2 separate regions of the Homo sapiens genome follow, and region 2 is linked to region 1. Evidence: read pairs that join two places in POLR2A ChIA-PET (ENCODE). Cell type or tissue: MCF 10A. All regions are shown on one strand.

Evidence for each region. ChIA-PET counts read pairs that join two places held together with the same protein. Peaks named below come from ENCODE experiments on the same cell type or tissue, not always from the same donor. Only the 100,000 strongest peaks of a DNase experiment are listed, where the experiment ranks them.
Region 2: POLR2A ChIA-PET joins it to region 1 with 6 read pairs; 8 of 35 experiments call an interaction of 5 or more read pairs at or near these places.

Annotation. Positions count from the first base shown.
Region 1 is chr20:38,522,651-38,525,150 of GRCh38, reverse strand. It overlaps RALGAPB (Ral GTPase activating protein non-catalytic subunit beta), which reads right to left. Exons shown (of 30, transcript NM_020336.4): 11 at 206-373. Among named protein-coding and RNA genes, the nearest start is that of MIR548O2, 7.3 kb to the right of the region's middle. In MCF 10A, no CTCF peak of the experiment used is centred here; a DNase peak (open chromatin) is centred at 1,220.
Region 2 is chr20:38,431,820-38,434,319 of GRCh38, reverse strand. All of the region lies in intron 1 of LOC124904958, which reads right to left. All of the region lies in intron 2 of SNHG17 (small nucleolar RNA host gene 17), which reads left to right. SNORA71D (small nucleolar RNA, H/ACA box 71D) reads left to right here and starts at 321; the gene lies at 321-458. RefSeq lists an enhancer at 520-599. In MCF 10A, no CTCF peak of the experiment used is centred here; no DNase peak of the experiment used is centred here.

The DNA of each region.
Region 1 (2,500 bases):
CGATTCAACAAGCCCACAGACAAATGAGAACTGAAGGATTTCAGGGATGAGGTGGGTTTGGACACACTACACTCATTTAATGTCGCCTGAGTTCTCTTGGACTATGAAGACAACTGGACAGGATACATTAGGAAACTGGGGAGGAAGCACCAACAGACCAGGCCAAATCAGACAGTTGATATAATAGCAGAGAATGATAGCTTACCTGTCAGGCAAAATGGTTTCAAGAGCTGAAATAAAGTAAGGAACCACAACATCAATCCCTTTCAAGTCACAGCAGAACAAAGGAGGAGAGTTTAGAATAACGCTGGCCAAGACAGGATGGCACACATAATCATTTATCTGCAAACCTTGAATTAAAAGCATGTAAAATCTAGGAAAGCAAGAAAAAAATTTTAAACAAACTGCTGATCAAAAGTTTTCATAATTATTATTTGCTACATAGTTAACTGAAAGTCTATTTCCACTCATCACTATTTTTACCCTTTAAAGAAAGGACATTATTGGAATTACTGGAATTTATTAGAATTTTACCCTTTAAAAGTTATTACTGGAATTACTGGAATTTTACCCTTTAAAGGATATTACTGGAATTAGAACAATTCTGAATCATATACACTAAGACCCAAATCATCTTTCTTAATGAAGAAAAAAAAAAATTCATGTCTGTTGCACCTTCTCAAACCTTAAGCCTTGCAACTCAAAGTTCTAGGGGCCTGCAAATAAGGCAACCAGAACAAAACAAAACAACAGGCTGCAGTACTTTTCAATAAACTGGGGGAACTGCTGAGTTAAATTCCGTAAGAGAAAAATGTTGCAACATTTAGTAATTCCTAGGGAAAAAGGTGTGTTTACATTTTTGTCCCTTCCCCATTATTTTTGGGGGGACAATGAAAGAAAGAAACCTGCATTCGATCATCTGTATTCATCATGAAGGTCACCTGAATAAGATTCCTTTTAGGAATATACCTGAATATAGCTTAGTTTTTAACTCCACCCCCAACCTCTAATCAACTTACTAAGCATTCAATCTCCCGTTATTCAACAGCAGCTGCACTGTTATACTCTTCTATTGTGAGGTGAGTTTCTCTTCTCTGCAAAACTCTTCAGAAACAACTTCATCACCTACTGGTTACTGCTCAACCCATTTCAATCTATCTCTCTCCCTAGAACTCAACTAAAACCATACTAGCAAATAACCAATGGGCTCTCGATTGCCAAATCCAAGAGACATGACTAAGTCTTAACTCATTCTGCCTTTTGAAAGCATTCAGCCCTCTAACTACTCCCTTCTCTCCTTGCTCTTCCCTGATTTCTATGACCATTTTCTTTTACAGGTCCTCTTACTCTACCTGCCCCCTAAAGATGGTGTTCCTCAGTCTGACAACCTTAGTTCTCAAAGCTCTCTCTTTTACTAACCTGATTTTAAACACTTCTTAAGTCACTAAATATAATCAAATCATTCTAACCCACACCTCTCAACTGAACTCCAGATCTATTACCCAAAAGCTTACTGGATATCTGGATGTCTAGTGATTATTATGGTACTTCTGTGCACAATATCTGGCACAAAGTAGGACTTAATAAATATTTGTTGATAAATATCCCATAGGCACTTCAAATTCAATCGATTCAAAACTAAACTAATAACTTGCCCTCTCATGAATCTGTTGTTTTGGTTTGTCCTACTACCACCCATTCAGTCTTATGGCTCAGTCAGAAAGTTCATGGTGATAGCCTTCTCCCCTACTACCAAAGTACCATTTAGGATATCTCCCCAGCCCAGAGTTCCTGAGAAACATGCCCCCACAACAAGTGGGTGAGCTCCAACACCCTTATGTGACCCACCTTCACAACTGTAGCTGACTAGACCAGAGACAGGCAGATTAATTAGATCCTCCTTCCCAGGAGTCTATAATTAAAATTCAGAGATACTAATTGGTCCTGATGGTCACCTAGACCAAGGCCATGAAAACTGGGAACTTTTTTTTTTTTTTGAGACGGAGTCTCACTCTGTCGCCCAGGCTGGAGTGCAGTGGCACAATCTCGGCTCACTGCAACCTCCGCCTCCTGGGTTGAAGCGATTCTTCTGCCTCAGCTTCCCGAGTAGCTGGGACTACAGGCAAATGCCATCATGCCCGGCTAATGAAAACTGGGAACTCAGAAGCACACTACAATAAGAGAAAATGATCTGCAGAGAAGAGAAGAATGAAGCAGTTCTGGCAGACCAGGAAGACAGAGAAAGAGAGAGGAATAAAGTTGTTTTGGTCCTTGAGTATCTGCTCTTCATGAGGCCATACTGCATTTCCTGACCTTAGAATTTAATAAATATCACTAGCTTCTCACAACTTCTTCTCCTTTTACTTAAGTCAGATTGAGAGGGTTTCTGTTGCTTAAACCAAGCGCCGATAGTTATGATAACCCTGCCTATTTGCCTGTATATACCATTCTTTTTCATATCTATAAAATTCTGTACTTGGTTCCCTCTGATAGGGTCAGT
Region 2 (2,500 bases), 91 kb after region 1:
CCCCTGAGGTTGACTTTCTGTAAAGTAGGGAAACTGCAAAGGCTCTCTGAGGGCAGAGGCCTTGGCTGTTTTTCTTGATTTTGAACCCACGGTGCCTGTCCACGTGTAGATACTCAGAACTGGTGGGCTGAATGTACAGCCGAGGCATTTTTACCAGAAGTCTGTTTTCCTGTGGACTCTGGGTGGGGACAGATGGAATCTGCCTGTGAAGTGATGATGGCTCTCAGGGTCCTGGGTACCCTTCTCTTCCCTGGGGGGTGAGCCTCCCTCTGGAGATCTGGCAGCTAACACGCTGACGTGGGCTCACCTGCCCTTTTTTGCACCTGTATTCGAAAGTGATCGTGGGCTGCCTGTGCCCTGGTCATTGATAGTGCAGGGAGAGAAATCGCGGAAAGTGCTTCCCCGTGTTTGGAGGGTCCGCTCCTGTCCCTTTCAAACTCTGGAGCTTTCTCACACCTCCTTCTCACCATCTTTCAAATGCCTCCTGGCACTTGGTGTCTTATTAGTGAGTGCTCCCTGTGCAAGGCTCAGTGCAGGGTTCCATGAGGCGTTCACCAGGGTCTATGAGGGGTGAGTCCCTGCCTCAGGATTGGTGGTGAAACCACAGCTGCAGCCCCCACTAGTCACACCCTGTGGCAATTACTGGCTTGATTGTCTTTGCCTCTCTCTATTGTGACCTTGAGGACAGTGTCTTGAGTTTTGTTTAATATTTTATTGTATTTTTTTAGAGACAGGATCTCACTCTGTTGTCCAGGCTGAGGTGCAGTGTGCAGTGGCGTGATCATAGCTTGAACTCCTGTACTCAAGTGATCCTCGCACCTCAGCCTCCCAAATAGCTGGGACAGACAGGGTCTCGCTATGTTGCCCAGGCTGGTCCTGAACTCCTGGCTTCAAGTGATTTTCCCTCAGTCTTCCAAAGTGCTGGAATTACAGGTGTGAGCCACTTCGCCTGTCTCAGTATCTGAGTCCTGTCTCTTGACTTACCTGGTGCTTGGTAGATGGTTGATTTTCAGCAGTTATGGAACAAATGAAAAACAGGAGATGGGCCGGGTGCAATGGCTCACACCTGTAATCCCAGCACTCTGAGAGGCCAAGGAGTGTGGATCACTTGAGGCCAGGAGTTCAAGACCATCCTGGCCAACATGGTGAAACCCCATCTCTACTAAAAAATACAAAAATTACCTAGGTGTGGTGGCACACGCCTATAATTCCAGCTACTCAGGAGGCTGAGGCACACCAGAATCGCTTGAACCTGGGAGGTGGAGGTTGCAGTGAGCCAAGATCATGCCCCTGCACTCCAGCCTAGGCGACAGAGTGAGACTATGTCCCTAACAAAAAACAAAAAACAGGAGCTGGAAAAAGACAACTGTGGCTGGTCGTGGTGGCTCACACCTGTAATCCTAGCACTTTGGGAGACTGAGGTGGGTGGATCGCTTGAGCCCAGGAGTTTAAGACCAACCTGGGCAATATGGCAAAAACCTGTCTACAACACACACACACTAGCCAGGTGTGGTGGCATGCGCCAGGAGGTGGAGGTTGCAGTGAGCCGAGATTGTGCTACTGCATTCCAGCCTGGGCTGCAGAGCCAGACCTTGTCTTTAAACAACAACAACAAAAAAGACTTCAGTTGTAAGGTGACAGGGCTTAGCACATTGATGCATGTCAGGGAAGTAGTTTTGAGCAAGGCAGCCTGTGTGGGGGTGGTCAGAGCTATTTCCCACTGGCCCAGTGGTCATCCCATGGTGTTCTCTTTGACGGTCTTGTCCGTGGGCCACCAGGATTAATTTCCCCACAGGATTGTCATTGTGATGTCAGCGACCAAAGCCAGAGGTATAGCTAGGCATGGCTGATAGAAGAGTGAGATGTGTAATCAGCCCTGACCCGCAGATGACAGATGGGCCATCCTGCCCATCATAGCCCTTACTGTGTATGCTAGACTGCGCCACGCTGGTGTGCCACACCAGAACCTGTCCTAGGTTCAGAGTCCCCTTCAGTGTACTGCTTCAGGATCACAAATTCAACAATATGTGCATAAGATGAGACTTAAGCTGTCCCTGATGACTGGTTCTTCTCTAGATGAACTCTTCGTGTTGCTGAGACCGTAGACCACTGTTAACACTAGCCAACTTTTAGGAAATGTTTACCACCTGGTGGCTTCTGTGCCAGTACTCTCCTTGTCCTTTCCAGAACGGGTTTGACCAGGTGATGTCTAGATAGCTCATCCAGGGCTTCTTGATTCTGGCAGAGGAGGCTGATTGGTGCAGAGAGGCCCATGAGAGGTATCTCCACCCTGCCAGGAAGCAGGTGGACCATGGTGTTCTATGAGGTCTGTCCTCTGGAGATCTGGGGCTTTGTGTCCCACAAGGGTGGGTGCATGCAGGTTCCCTGGGCGTGATGTCTGGGAAGTAGAGAGAGGTGAGGTAAGAGTGTCTTTGTGCTGGCCCCAGTTTTACCCTCTTTGGGGCCATCATGAATACATTGGGTTCCTCTTGTGCCTGCT